Linked DNA regions of Mus musculus: region 2 is linked to region 1. The links are chromatin loops, found by intact Hi-C in ENCODE. Cell type or tissue: heart. All regions are shown on one strand.

What was found. Peaks named below come from ENCODE experiments on the same cell type or tissue, not always from the same donor. Only the 100,000 strongest peaks of a DNase experiment are listed, where the experiment ranks them.
Region 2: a loop joins it to region 1, with 8 times the contacts of the local background. A loop is called at or near these places in 6 of 42 quality-filtered maps.

The regions. Positions count from the first base shown.
Region 1 is chr17:21,445,319-21,453,318 of GRCm38, forward strand. It overlaps Zfp51 (zinc finger protein 51), which reads left to right and starts at 5,056. Exons shown (of 5, transcript NM_009558.4): 1 at 5,056-5,103; 2 at 7,119-7,209. The coding sequence starts at 7,182. In heart, a CTCF peak has its summit at 4,554 (motif pointing left); a DNase peak (open chromatin) is centred at 4,973; H3K4me3 peaks cover 1,544 bases; H3K27ac peaks cover 1,423 bases.
Region 2 is chr17:21,529,909-21,537,908 of GRCm38, forward strand. It overlaps Zfp52 (zinc finger protein 52), which reads left to right and starts at 5,631. Exons shown (of 5, transcript NM_144515.2): 1 at 5,631-5,925. 9330136K24Rik (RIKEN cDNA 9330136K24 gene) reads right to left here and starts at 5,970. Exons shown (of 3, transcript NR_131123.1): 1 at 5,915-5,970; 2 at 4,520-4,563; 3 at 1-663. It also overlaps a transcript of Zfp53 not described here. In heart, CTCF peaks have their summits at 2,218, 2,824 and 4,721 (motif pointing left); DNase peaks (open chromatin) are centred at 1,923, 2,623, 5,633, 5,933 and 2 weaker places; H3K4me3 peaks cover 3,289 bases; H3K27ac peaks cover 3,509 bases.

The DNA of each region.
Region 1 (8,000 bases):
TCCCTATCACCTGTATTCCACTGTCCATCCTTTCTTCCTGAATCTCCCACTGATGGTCCATTTCTAGCTGCATACCTTTTACATACAGTCTTACTTTGACAAACAAAACAAAATGTTGAAGCTAAGGCACACATGTGAGAGGAAACATTTGCTGATTGTTGAGGACCAGTCAGCCTCCATAGTCACCATGTTATCAGGTTGCTTAAATTTGCATCCTGATTTTACGCTTTCATTTTTATTTACAATGCTCTACAGATATGTATCACATTTCCATTTTCACACGTGTCAGTTGATGGATACCTAAGCTGATTCCATTGTCTAGACACTGAATAAAGCAGCAATGAGTATGATGAGCAAGTGCTCATTGATAAGATAGAAAGTCCTTGGATTTCATGCCCAGGAGTGGTTAGTGCATATCAGAGTTCTCTGAGATTATCCTTATCATGATGAAGGAAACCACTTTAAAAATAGTGTCTTAAAGGAAATTAATTGGATGTCTTAGGGCAAGTGAATGGAGGGGACATGAACTGTCCATCCTCTAGAGAATCTCCCATTGCTCAGAAATAGACAACTTAGTACCCTCAAGAAGTCTGAAAAACCGGCAAGATTCACTAGTGACCTCCTGCATCAAGCATATACAGTCAGTAAGGACTGCTGACGATGTCAGAGAAGATGATGGCTCAAACCAGCCATGAAGCAGGTACCAATCAAGCTGCCTGAACTTGGTAAGACAGGATAAGCTGCCCGGAGGAGTTAGTGAGTGGCTTGAAAGACACACTTCCTACATCAGGTGAGCTTCTGGCAAGCCGTGCAGAGGTCCCCAGTTTTGCAGCTTCATTAGATAACCCTCACAGTGTGATGCAGATGTCAATCAGTCTGTGCTTCTGTAAGTAGCCCTTCACCCACACTCAAAGTCCCCCTAATAAATCTCACTGATGAGCTTTAGATATGATTTGATGACTAAGAGTACTGTTTGCTCTTTCAGAAGACTCACTTTGCATTCCCAGAACCCTCAAATGGGCATCACTATGTATTCTCAATTCCAGGGGATCCAATGCCCTCTTCTGGCCTCTGCAAGCATTATGAACACACATGGCTCACAGACATACATGCACACACAATATCCCTGAAAAAGAAACCACATTGGTTCACCAAATTGGACTCTGTTGGTTCCCAGACATTGATTTGTCACTGATTACTTATCTGGGATAAGTAGATATTTGTCCTTGTTTCCACAGAAATAGTGTCACATATCAATGCTATAACTGGGTCACACAGAAGTTTTCTTTCTTTCATTTATTCGTTTATTTGGGGGTGGACATCTAGACTGATTTCAAAAGTTGATTCTCTAGTTTTTTTTTTTATCTCATAGCAGTGTGAAACCTCCTTTTTCCATATTTATAACCAACATTAGCTATCATTTCTACCCCTGATAATTGACACTGTAAGTAGAGCATCATAGAAGTTTAACGTGTCCTAGTCTGCATTTTCCTGAGAGGTGTATAACTTGCTTGTTTGGTTTGGCTTTAGTGTAGCTTTGTTATGTGTTTAAGTTTGTTTGTTGTTGTTGTTGTTGTTTTTGGTTTTACATTTTTAATTTTGAGTTTATCCTATCATTAGATCATTTGCTTTCTCTCCTTTCTCCTGCCAAATCTTCCCAAATACCATACCGCTCTCTTTCAAATTCATGGCCTGTTTCTAATGTGTTATTGCACACATGCATGTCTGTACTGGGATTCTAGTAGAATCACTGCATCTATGGTAAACACCAGAATGCGCAGTTGTTGTCTAGCAGTACTTAGATCTTGAATGGTACTTCTGGTACCATAAAGCTATTCCTCAGGAAAGAGTTTGCTTTACTTTGTGACAGGGTCTATCTGTGTATTAACACCTGGCTGGACCCTCTATATAGACCAGGCTGGGCTTGGACTCAGGTATTCCCTTGTTTCTACCTCCAGAGAGCTGGGTTTGAAGGCTTACATGTACACATAACTTCACATAACTCTCTCTCTCTCTCTCTCTCTCTCTCTCTCTCTCTCTCAACTGGGTTTCACTGTGTAACTTTAGCTGACCTGAAACACAGTAGACCAGGCTGGCTTTGAACTCACAGAGATCTGTCAGACTCTGCCTCCTCAGGGAGGAGTTAAAGTTGTGTGCCACCACCGATCATCTTGTAATGTCCTCACCATTACCCAAGGTAAAGGCTCAACATTTAAAATATGAGTAACAATAGGATCTTACGTCTACTGATAATAAAGACTTCTATTACACTAAACTGGAAAATCTAATTGAAATAGGTGAGATTCCAGGACATATAACATATCGAATGTAAACAACATGAAATAAATAATATTAACAAGACTACATATAGCAATGTGACTACACATAGCAATTAGAAAATTCCACCTTTTAAACAAATTATTTTATTTATTCACATTCCAGACATTACTCCCCCGCCCCTGCTCCGTGGTCTCCCCTCCCACAGTTCTTTATCCCACTTCTCCTCCAACTTGCCTCTGAGAGGGTCCTCCCCCCAATCAGACCTCCCCTTTCCCTGGGGCCTCACTAGGCACATCTATCACTGAGGCCAGACCAGGCAATCCTTTGCTATATATGTGCTGGAAGCCTCAGACCAGCCCATATATGCCGCCTGGTTGGTGGCTAATCTCTGGGAGCTCCCTTTGGTCCAGGTTAGTTGAGACTTCTGGTCTTCCTATGGGTTTGCCCTCCCCAACTGCTTCTTCAATCCTTCCTCTAATCCAACTATAGGGTCCCCTCCCCCCAACTTCAGTCCAATGGTCAGGTGTAAGCTATCCTGTGTCTGTCTCAATCAGCTACTAGTAGAGCCTCTCAGAGGAGAGCCATGCTAGGCTTCGGTCTTCTCCATTTTTGCCCCTGCATTCCTTTTAAATAGGAACAGTTCTTGGTCAAAAATTTTTACTGAAGGTCAGCAAGCCTGTCCCTCCACCTCTATCTACTGGAGGTAGTTCCCCCTACCCACTGTTGGGCATAAAATGCCATCTTTGAAACAACCCCACAACAAGATTGACAGGATTTTATTTCAAAAAACCAATTTCAAAGTGACTTAACAGCTACCACTTATTGATACAAAAGAGAAAAACTTCCTGACTCTTAACTATTACCTGATACTAACCCAGATTCTGAGCCAGTCTTGGTGGACCATCCCATTAATCCTAGCATTTCAGAGGCAGAGTAGGCTGACCTTAGTGAGTTCAAGGACAGCCTGGCTCTGAAAAGCAAAAACAAAATAAAAAACAAAAACAATCAAACAATTTAACAAATAGAAGTCCTCCACCCGATACTGATACAATTAAAAAGAAATTATAGACTGATGTAATTTAAAAACAACTTTGAGGGGCTCAGGAGATGGCTCAGAGGTTAAGAGCACTGTGTAGCCTTCCAGAGATCCTGAGTTCAATTCCCAACAATCACATCATGACTCACAACCATCTGTAATGGGATCCAATGCCCTCTCCTGGTATGCAGGTGTACATGTAGATAGAGCACTCATGTAAAAGAAATAAATATGTTTCTTTTAAAAAAATGTTTTTTGAACTGGGCATGGTAGCACACTTCATTAATAATTGTGTTACACAAAGAAAACCTTTCTCAAATGAATGAGTGAGTGAATGAATGACCTCCCCCAAGTTTTCTATTATTAGCTATTTCACACTTGCATATTGCATTTGTATGTCCACATCAAGTATTGCCCAATATTTTGGTATACTTTTGATATAAAGTACATATTCCACTCCTAAAACTCTGCTCTTCTGATTTACAATTCCAACAAACCTCTCGATTGTGTTCATCTCTATTCATATTGCCAGGGACCCAGTAAGATAGGAGCTATGTGTTGGAGCCTGATGTGCTCAGCACAAGATGACAACTAAAGGTAGTGATTATTCTCCTACAATCTATCCATAGCCAACCTCTGGGAGGTAAAGTGAGCTGTTCCAGTTCCTAGAATGACTGTGGTCTTGTGTGAGGCCAGTGAACATAAAGACAGCTGCTGTTGGTTACTGATTACAATAATTGTATGGAGTCTAGAGAATAGTGTGTCTTAGCCCATCCTCTCCTCTTTTCCTTCTTATATCCTAACCACCTCTTCTTTGGTGTTCACCAAGCTAGATGAACTAACTAGTAACTGACTATATTAAGACTAGAACCATATACCTTATTTTTTGCATCTGTGCAAGTTAAGGTCTCTGCATTCAACACTCCAGAAAAAAGGGAGGGAGGGAGGGAGGGAGGAAGAGAGAAAGAGATAAATAGATAAATAAATAAATAAATAAATAGAGGGGTGGAAGGAAGGGAGGAGAGAAGGAAGGAAGGAAGGAAGGAAGGAAGGAAGGAAGAAAGAAAGAAAGAAAGAAAGAAAGAAAGAAAGAAAGAAAGAAAGAAAGAAAGAAAGAAAGAAAGAAAGAAAGAAAGAATTGGTTTTTCTCACTTTAAGCATAAATCACAAGACTAACTCCTTTCTGAGTTAGTAAAATGACAGACCGCCATCTAGTGGTAACATCAGTACAGCACAGGATGAATTCGGCCCTGGGCGGATAGCAAAGAGCCACTGAATTCTTGAGACACCTATTTCTTTTCAAATTCCAAGTTCTTTAAAAGTCTCTCCCAAGTCAAAATTTTAGGATTTGCTTTTGGCTTCTCATGTTTGTGTTTTGGGGATGGGACTTGGGCTTCTGAATTTAGCCTGTGTTGTTGTTGTTTGGTACAAAGTATGTATTCCAGCGGCTGGAAGTCCAGGAGGTGTTAGGCTTCCGGTCATTTATCTAAATGGTTCTGAACTCACTATGGGGGTCAGATATCGGGGTGCAAAGTCCTACCAGATCCACTTCTGGTCTAGCTAGCAGCAAGCATGAGGGGAGGCTGGGCGAGCTGACAGCTGGGCCTGTGTGGAAGGCAGCCAGAGACAAAGTGGGAGGGACGGGTCTCCGCGGGGCAGGGCCACTCACCCGGAAACGGAGGGTGCAAGCACATTGGACGTTACCAGGAAGTGTAGAAAAGTGTTGAGTGGGAGGAGTTAGAGGAGTGACGTGAGCGGAAGCTGGGAAACTAGGTGAGTGAAGCCAGGTAAGTTGAGAACCAAAGCCAAAAGTGTTAACGACCTGTTCACGTCCAGAGCTCACGGCCCTGCACCGTAGGGAATCGCGTAGTGTAGACCTGGGATAGCAGAACGGGGAGGAATTTAGGGGAAGGTAAAACGCCGGCCAGCCGTGTGCCGCGCGGGGCATCTTGGGAGAGTCAGCAGCACAGCAGCTGGAACCATAGCTCAGAAACCTCCCAAGTCAAAGGAGCTACGGGGCTGGGAAGGGGCCGGAAGAGAGCAGGGCGTGATCAGTTTTTCTGGTGTTCATAAGTAAGCTGGCTCGATATATTTTAGTGCATATAAACTGAAATAATCCTGATGTGTTTTTCATTGACCAAATGATTGCCAAAATATTCAAAATAGTAGAATAGTAGAATATTTTAGTTTATCTACTGAAGTTTGCAAACCAGTTCTCTTTGTTGAGATAAAGGATAAAGCTCTTTAAATTTACTTACATCCATGCTAACTCCACTGTTATACCCAGGACATACTTGGTGACTTAACATCCCCAGAGAGCTTTTAGCTATTACTCATGAAAGGAATGGCTGGAAATGTAACTGAATCTCAGCGTATATTTGTTGCGAGTTTCGTAGATATAGTTGTAAATATAACTAGAAGTGATTGTCATCACTTCTTCCTCTCCTTCTAGTCTCTCACTCCTCCACTACCTTCCTCCCCCTATCCTACACCTTCCTCTCTTTATCCTCAGAGAAGGGAAAGCCTCCTGTGGATATCCACCCTCCTTGGCATATCAAGATGCAGTGGGATTAGGCACTGCACTGAGGCTATTGAGGCTAGACAAGGCAGCCCAGTTAGGGAAAGGGGATCCAAAGGCAGTCAACAGAGTCAGAGACAGCCTCTGCTCCAGTTGTTAGGGGACCAACATGATAACCAAGTTGCACATCTGCTACAGTTCACAGTTAGAAAGGACATTATAAACCAGTTTTTAATCCTTTAATCCCTGTATCCTATAACCCTTTAATCCTTTAATCACAAGCCTTTAATGCCTACACTTAGGAAACTGAGGCAATTGGATCTGGGAGTTCCTTGCCACCCTGGTACATAAAGGGAGTTTAAGGACAGCTAGAACCACAGAGAAATGTCAGTGGGAAGAGGGAGAAGGAAAAGGAAAAAAGAAATAAAACAGAAAAGGTATTATATTGTATATGATGGTACTATAAATCATCTTTCAAATAATTACTTTAGCTCTTCTATATCAGAAAAAAGACAGCAAAAGTATTTTGTCTCCTTAGTTCTAGAAAACCACTTTGTCCATGAACACAAACTGTTTTTTGGTTTGGTTTGGTTTAGTTTGGCTTAGTTCCTGTGTTTGTTTTGTCTGTGGCTTGAACCCATTGTGTCCCTCTGTCTGGCCCAGAACTCATCCTGTCATGTAGACTAGGCTGGACTGGAAGTCACTGAGTTACACCTGACTCTGTTTCCTGAGTGCTAGCGTTAAAGGTGTGCACCAGGACCACTATTCAAACTGTTGTTTTGTATTTTGTGGTCAGTTCACGGCCACCAGTGTGACTGTGGACTTCTGCCAGAAAGAGGGGCAGTGTCAGCACCATGCTGGGAGTGCTTTGTACAGAGACTGGAGGTTGTAGAATTACAGTATTCTGGTTTGTGTGGGTGAGAATAGTTTGCTTCAGCCGCCTTTCACTGAGAAAAATCTCCTCAGGACTGTACTTTCACTCCTCAGGGTTTTGTGGCAAGTCCTCTGCAAGCATTAGCTCCTTTGGGAGAATAGGACTTCCATCATTTTTAGTCCAGGATAAATTTGGAACCTCACTAGTGTGTAATATTCTCATCCCAGTCATTCAGTTCCATTTCTGCCCCTCAGATTTGGCTGAACTGTGATTGGAAGAGAGTTTTCAGTTACACTAACTGAAAATGCTTTCTAAATATTTTCAGTATTCTGACACTGCATAACATCTACTGAGCACAGTACTGTGCAAGAAATGCAGGTGCTTGCTGAAGATCTCTTTCTTATGTGCAGGGCTCACTGATCACCCAGACCTGCTCACCTGTGGAGCAGAGCAAAGAGCCCTGGAAGATGTAGATGGAGGAGACAGTCACTAAGGATCCAGGTATTTTGGAGGATTGGTGAGGGATGGCAGGGGGTTCAAGTGAATGTTATAGTGGGACACAATATCCATTTTGCTACGTTCTGTTTCACTGGAAATGATTCTGGAGAAAAATCTCCTCAGGACTGTACCATTGTAGAGATGAGAAGACTTTCTACAAAAGAACTGATCCTAGGAGGCAATAAAAATGTATTTGATCATGCATGTGAGTGATGATGTCCTTATTCCATGCACATCACTGATTATGTCTATATACCAATATTAAATGGTTTTCATTTCAGTGATTTTAATGTATTACAAAATGATAAAAATTAATACTTCTAGATGTAATGTTTAATGATTTGTGGAGCTTTTGGTATTTTAGCACATTCTCTTCTTTTTTTAAAAGATTTGTTTATTTTATGTATATGAGGACACTGTAACTGTACAGATGGTTGTGAGCCTTCATGTGGTTGTTGGGAATTGGATTTTTAGGACCTCTGCTTGTTCCAGTTGGTCCCATGCGCTCTGGTTGGCCCTCCTTGCTCCAACCCAAAGATTTATTTATTATTATAAATAGGTACACTGTATCTGTCTTCAGACACCAGAAGAGAGTGTCAGCTCTCATTACGGGTGGTTGTGAGCCACCATGTGGTTGCTGGGATTTGAACTCAGGGCCTTCAAAAGAGCAGTCAGTGCTCTCTCTCTCTTTTTTTTTTTTTTTAAATTTCTTTATTTGTCTTATATTATGTGAGTACACTGTCATTGTCTTCAGACACACCAAAAGAGGGCATCGAATCCCATTGCAGATCACT
Region 2 (8,000 bases), 85 kb after region 1:
TGTATTATTGAGTACAAACACTGTGAACCTGGGATTTCATTAAATTTGTCACCAGTTTCTGAATAGAAACATGTATTCTAAGTACAATCAGCCATTTGAGCTCCACCCCAAAACCAGTTACTAACTCCTCAATTATTTGGTCCATCTTGAGCCAGTATACATTTTCTATAATGATGAGATATCTATTGTAAATCACAGACCCTTGAAGGCTGTCAGGCCATTGTTGTGGGAATACATAAAATTACAGTAAAAGAAACACATCTAAGTAGTTGCTGGTTGACTTATTGTAAGAAAGAGCTTATGGAGACAACCATTTATCAAATGTTTAATTTTGGAACAAACCCTATTAATCTGATTTGTTTTTAAAGGACTGTACATGGGATACTGTCCCTCAACATGTGAACACCGAAAAGGAGTCTTGTCAGTGTAGTGAGCTTGGTGAAATGCTTCATGAACCCCCAAACTGTGTACTTTATAAAAGAAGTGACACTACAGAAACCTCCAATAACTACAGATGCTGTAGTGACAAGGAAGCCTCTGTTGACTCATCAAACCCACATAGACATAAAAGCAGGCACACTGGAGAAGAACCTTCTGAATCTAAAGACTGTGAGAAATCCTTAACTTTGTCTTCCAACATTCCTCAAGATCAGAGATGCTACCCTGAAGAGAAAGAGCACAGGTAAAGAGAGTGTGATGGTGACTTCATCTCTACATACAGTCTCATGCAACAAACAATCTTCATTGGAGAGACACCACATCAGAGTGGAAAATGCAGGAAATGCTTCAGTAACCCCTCAAGCCTCGCTGTCCATCAGAGAATTCATACTGGACAGAAAACCTTCAAGTGCAATGTTTGTGACAAATCCTCGATTTCTCTGCTGAGTCAGGGTAGCACCAGAGTTAGCCATGTGAAGAAAGACCAGGTGTTTGTTTTGGGGGAACCTCTGATACAGAGGCTACCACCCACAAACACACTTTTGGTTTGATCCCAGACTATCAATTGGGAAGGCAATTCTAGAGTGTTGGGATCTCTGGCAAACGCTGGGAAGATGGGTGCCATGGAATCTAAAACAAAAATTTGTTCAAATTTGTCTGAACTCCCTGTGTTCTCCCAGGGAGAGCTGGGTTCCCTACTCTCCCTTCACTGCACTGACCATAGGGCTCCACGTGCCTCCCTATCCTTACCCTCCCTCCCCCTTCACCTCCCTCCTGTTGCAGCAGCAATGGTGGTTACCATAGTGATGGTGAAGGATCAGGCTGCTCATTTTAAATTACCCCCTTAAACCAGCAGGAGTAAAGTTTGCATGCTGGGTAAGAAGCACTTGACTTTGGGACAGATAATAAGGGTCGAATTATGGCTTCACCACCATCTTTCTTAAGAACAACAACACAGGACTTGAGTAGACCAGGAAAGTCTCCAAAAGATACTTTTCATTTGAGGTAATGTTTTTGTTTCTAGTGAAAGGCCAAACCTACTCTATCTTGGGACCGGCCTCCAACATAAAGATAAAAAAGCCTGAGAACTTGACCTGCAGCAGAACCCAAGCTGCATCCAAGTACCAGGAAGGACCCCATGGTTTGTCCTTGGCCAGAGTTACTTTCTAGCAACAGTTAATCAAAGATTAGTCTGATTTTTTCAGACGTACTTTCAGACCCTTTGGGATTGTTCATGATCTTGCTTCAGAGCACCCACCTGTCAGCTTACAATAGACATTCAGTTAGATATTTGTTAGGCTGGACGCCCCCTCACTTACTCCCATTCCTTATAAAACCTTGTCCTGCTGAGGGTTTGAGTCTGCTCTGGCCGGGTGTGGTGGCGCACGCTGCTCTGCCTTCCTTTCTGGTCCTGCTTTGTCAGGGTTGGGTTGGAGGAGAGCCCAAATCCAAACTTGAAATAAAGAGACCCAACAGAAACAGCTCCTTGGTGGCCATTTGGGGTTCATGAACTCTTCCTGGCACAACATTTTGGTGCATTGGCCTGGAACTCCAAGGCCACCAGGACCCAACCCTGGAGAATCTCGGCACTGGTTATCTCTGAGTCTGTGAGTCTATCCATGTGTGCTTGTGTGATACTGTAATAATCCTGTTCTGAATAATTCTGTAATTCTGTTCTGAAGAGGCCTAAAAAGCTGTATTACCTGGCAAGAAACAGCAAAAGAGGATGTAGAATCCGGCTGCGGTGGTCACCCTGGTACATCCTAGCCAAGGGGGCTTAGGCGTCGTTCCAAAGATTCTGGGGTACAGAGTGCCCCTGGTGTTAATGTCAGTGAAGGACAGAGCGGAAGTGTCCTGTTTGTTTTAGCTGCTGTATAGTTGTCTGTTCTGTGTGTGTCACTTTAAGGAATGTTGAGGGACTGACGCTGTAGCGATTTGAAGACCCACCCAGCCTCTCGGCTTAACTCTTTCTTTTCCAGACCGATTCGCTACTTTAGGGAGCCTGAGAGTCCCGGGCCTAGGTGCTGGTGTCCCGCAGCTGCGGCGGGAAGTCGCGCGGGGCTGAGCCCACCTCGGGCGGAAGGCCGTGGGGCCTCGCCGGGGCGGGGGCCCAGTCACTCCGCTGGGGAGCCTACCGGCCACCGCGGCGCCCTGGGCAGCGGGGAAAACCTGGGACCCGAGTGGCACCGCTCCGCTTTGCGCAGGCAGAGGAGAGGAGCCCAGTTACTCGGCGCCAGCCAACAAGATGCTGTGGTGCGCCCGGGCTCCTCGGGGATTCAAACCCCAGTGTGGGGCTCTCCCTGCAGGCGGCGGGGCACAAAGAATCTGACCCGACCCCTCGATTAGCCGCGGCTCACCCAGGCGCGTTTCTCTCCCCTTCCGCCGAGCGGCGCACACAAGGGTCCACGGCCCCTAGAATGGTCTAAGACTCCCGCGGCCCTAACCTAGATCTCCATAAGTGAGGACATGAGTTCCCAAAGAGCAGAGCTTCAAGCTTGGACAAAAGCAGGAGAGGCCGATGTCTCCCTTTACCAGATCGTAGAATGGCCTCCTGGTCACTCATTTTGCTCAGTAAATGGCTACCCTTCCTGCCAGAAGTGCTCGCTCCCGATCTGAACTGATGTAGTCTAAGTTGTAAAGAGAGTGGACACCATCCTGCCACACTCAGCCCACTGAGAAGAACAACCACCGGGGCAGTCACCTTCCCAGAGCTACAATAAGACAATATACTATGTTAAGATGGCAGGCAACCCAGGAGGGCTTCAGACTAAATTTTTCCAGCCTCTGCCTCTCCATGCCCTCTGCCCAAAGATTAAAATAAAGATAAGATTGGCCTTCAGAGCCTGAGTCTTTCATCCTGTCCTTGTGTCTTTCCTTGTTGATAAGGTCCTGATAGTTACCCAAGGTAAAGGCACAATTTACTTGATAGAAATGAGTTAACAAGTGGATCTTCTATCTACTGACACTGAAGACATCTATTGTACTAGAGAGGATATTCTAGTTGAGGTGTATGAGTTTTCAGGCACATATAACATACCAAATATAAATGACATGAAACAAATATTATAAACAAGACTAAGAGGAGCAATATGACTGAATCAATTATAAAATGACATCTTCAAAACAAAGCCCAGGACCAAATTGACAGAATTCTATCAGGACTTTGAAGAGCAGCAAATAGACTAATATTTAATACTTCTTGACACACACAAAAATATCAAGACTTCCTGACTCTATTATCTGATACTAAGCCAGATAATGAATAAACCTGACATGTTGGAGCATGCCTTTAATCCTAGCATTCCAGAGTCAGGAACTGCTGATCTCAGTGAATTCAAGGCCATCTTGGCCCTCAAAACTGAAAAAAAAAAAAAAAAAAAAAATCCATCAGATACTGTTAGAACTAAGAAGAAATTACACACTGATTTTTTTTTAATTGATCTAGGTATGTTATCACGGGCCTTTAAGCACAGGTTCACACAGAGAAACCTTGTCTACCATGAATGAATGCCCCGATTTTTTTATTATTAGTTATTTCACACATACACACACACAAAGATAAAATGCATGTATATCACAGCATTGTGTGTTTCTGTGCCCACTTCAAATACTGCCCATTCTCACTCCTACCTCTCTGCTATCCTGGTCCACAGTTCCAACAGTCACTTTGTTCATGTCTATTCATATTGCCTGGCACCCACTAAGATGAACCAGAGCCATTTGTGAGACTGTGGGTTTGAAGCTATGTTCAGGAGCCTGATGTGCTCAGCACAGGATGACAACTAAAGCCAGTGATTCTTCTTCTACAGTCTATCCATTGCCAATGCCTGAGAGGTAAAGCCTTTTCCCTTTCCTAGATTGACCGTGGTCTTGTGTGGGGCCAGTGCAGGCAAGGACAGCTGCTCTTGGTTACTGATTGCAGTAGTTGTATGGAGTCTAGAGAACTCTAGACTTGGAATTCTTAGCCTTTCCCCCTCTCTCCCTTCTTATTTCCTAACCATCTCTTCTTCCTCCATGCTTCTCAGAGCTAGACATTGGATTGTAAAACTGACTTTTCTAGGGTTGGGACCACAAACCTTACTTATTTTCTGCATCTGGGACGTGCAAGATTCTCTGCGTACACCACTGTACTAGAGAGAGAGAGAGAGAGAGAGAGAGAGAGAGAGAGAGAGAGAGAGAGAGAGTTAGTTCTAGGTTTTATCTCAAAGCACTTTTGGAATCATGAAGACAAACTTGTTTCTGCTTTACTAAAATGACATGTCCGCCATCTAGTGGTGAAAGAAGTTCAATGAAGTATGAATTCAGTCCTGACTGTTGAGGTCTGTCCCTGTAACATAGCTGTAGCCATTTTGTTCCATGCCTGCCAGCTATTTCACATTGTTTCTGTAATATGCCAGTTAGTCATTGACACAGAAAAATAATTTGACTCAGAGCAGGGTCGTGTTCCACATACCCTGTTATCTTCTGTGTGTTCTGAAGTTGGTTAATCTTAAGAACTTTGAAAATTATATGCTCCACTTAGGACCAATCAGAATAAAGGTCAGATAGAACTGCTCTGTCTGGCTAGCAAAAATAGCTTGGGTCAGAGAAAACCACAGGTCAGCACTTCCTGCACCTGCATATGAGCGCATTGTGATTTTTTTCATTCTTAAACCAGTCCTGAGAAGTGTTTGTGGTTGTAGCTCAGCCCCCAAATTCTGATCAGTCTTAGGGTATGCATCCAATTATCTGTCCTTGTCTGACTGAGATCAGGGTTTGTGTGGCATGTAGGGCTACTGCTGGACCCCAACACTGACCACTGAGTTCTTGAGACAACCTCCCCCCTCCCCCAAATCCACGTTCCTGAAAAGTCTCTCTCCAAATCAAAATTGAAGTATTTGGTTTTGGTTTCTCATGTTTGTGTTTTGGGGATGGGACTCTGGCATCCGAATTTAGCCTGTTGTTTGGTATGCAGTATGTGGTGGAGAGGATGATAGTGAGATGGGGATCTTAGGTTGTCTGTTTTGCATCTGAAAGATTCAGAATTCACTATGGGGATCAGATATCGGGGTGCAGGGTCCTACCAGATATAGTTCTGGTCTAGACTGGCTGCAAGAGTGTGGGGAGACTGTGCAGAGCAACCTGAAGGGAAGAGCTGTGGCAGAAAGAAGCCTGAGACAGAGTGGGAGGGGCCGGTCTCCGCTGGGCGGGCCCACTCGCCCAGAAATAGAGGATGGAAGATGTGGTACATTGGCTGGGTGTAGAGGAAGGGTGTAGTGTGGGTGGGATTAGAAGACTGAGGCCAGGGAAGCTAGGAAGCAAGGTGTGTTAGCTTGGGAAGTGGGACTAAAAAGTCAAAGTCTGGAGTGTCAAGAATCCGGTACAAGACTGAGCTGGGGTTGGGGTTGAGGGGTAGAGCGGCTGCACAGTGTGGAATCGCGTGGTGGAGACCTGAGTATGGAGGAAACGGCGGGGCTCGCAGAACCGGAAAACTTACCTATACCGCAGGTACCTTTTGAGCATCCTGGGAGAGTCAGCAGTTTAGCAGCTGGCAGAGGCAGCAGCGGGGGATGGGGGAGAGGAAGTGGGAGTGGGGGTGGGGACAAGGGAGGGAGGCGCTCGAACCTTCCAGGTCCGAGGAGCTGAGGCGGGGCTGGGGAATGGGCAGGAGTGGGAGGGGAGCAGAGCGGGATCAATTTCCCCTCTGATCATAAGGATAACGACTCTCAAAATTGTGCTGTGGATGTCAGACCCTCGTCGATAAATTTTCAGTAATATTAACTGGAATAATACTATTTCTTTTTATTGACCTTCTGGCTGATCTAGTAGAATATTTGAATTTATCAGTTAATATTTGAAAACGCAGCTCTCTTTGCTATGACGGAAAGGACAAAGCTATTGAAATTTACAATCATCCATACTAACTTCCGTATTCTACCACTTCTCTATTTAAGAAAGTGGCATGTGGTGGATTCCCCATGAGCTTTTAGTCACGAAAGGAACTCCTGCAAACTTAAATGAATTTGATTGTACTGTTTGTTGTGAGTTTTACTGGTATGGATGTAAAAATTAAGTTTTAAAAGTAAACTGTCTATCTACTATTAATTTTCCATCGGGAACGTATGCAATCTGTGATGCAAATTGTGAAAAGAGTGGCGCCAGGCTTGGTGACACTCACGTTTTATCTCAGCACTCAGGAGCAAAGGCTATATAGTGAGTTCCAGGACAGCCAGAGCTATATGGTGAGACACTGTCTCAAAAAACAAAACAATAAAAATAATTACAAAAAAAAAAAAAAAAAAGAGGAGGAGAGAATAAATAATGAAGGAAGGAAAGAAGAAAGGAAGAAAGCAAACAATCAAGGAAGGAAAGCCAGCTAAGAAAAAGAAAAAAAAATGTGTCTTCTTGTTGAGGTCTGCCCCATCTCAGAATAGCTGTAGCCATTTTGTTCCATGCATGCCAGCTATTTCAGATTGTTGCTGTAACATGCCTGCCAGTCACTGACACAGAAAAATAACTTGACTCAGAGCAAGGTCATGCTGATCACGTATCCTGTTATGTTCTGTTTGAGGTTTGTTAATCTTAAGAATTTCCACAAAGCCTTACGTAGGACCTATCAAATTAAAGGTCAACATGAACTGTTAGTCTAAAATGGCTTGAGTCAGAGCAGAGCCCTTCCTGCACCTGAATGTGATCTCATTGTGCTTTCTGTTCTTTGGGTTTTTTTCCTCCTTTTATAAGCTTACAGGAAAAGATATTTGTGTAGTTGCTCAGCCCCTGAAGTCTACTACCTGACTTATGAGTCTTAGGTTGTGCCTTCAAAAAACCATCAAGGATCAGATGGCTTACAGAGATCAGGATTTGTTTGTGTGGTTTGTTGGGCAACTCTTGGACCCCAACACTTTTGCTGAGTTTTTTTTTTTTTTAATATTTTTTTATTCTATATATGTGAGTACACTGTTGCAGGCTTCAGACACACCAGAAGAGGCCATTGGATTCCCATTACAGATGGTTGTGAGCCACCATGTGGTTGCTGGAAATTGAACTCAGGACCTCTGGAAGAGCAGTCAGTGCTCTTAACTGCTGAGCCATCTCTCCAACCCCTCTGCTGAATTCTTAATGTTGTAAATTAGAGTCTGGAAATCAGAGTATTCTCTTTGAGGGAATCCGGTCACAGTATTTTCACAGCTAGACAGGGCATTTTATAAACCAGTTTGTGGTGGCATATACCTTTAATCCTAGCACTCCTGAGGCAGAGGCAGGTAGATCTTGGAATTCTTTGCCAGCCTGGTCTACACAGTGAGTTTAAGGATAGCCAGGGCTACACAGAGAAACTCTGTTTGGGGGGAAGGGGGATAAAGAGACAAAAACAAAGTTAAGAGGTATTATAATATAGGATAATATTAGAAACAATCTTGTGAATAATTATGATCATCTACATCAGAAAAAAAAATCTCTGCAATCCTCTTGTTTTTCTTGGTTCAAAAAAAAAAAATTCTGCCCATGGATACATGACCAAATTGCTATGTAGAAGTCATCATATAGACCAGGCTGGACTGGAATTCACAGATTTCCACCCACCT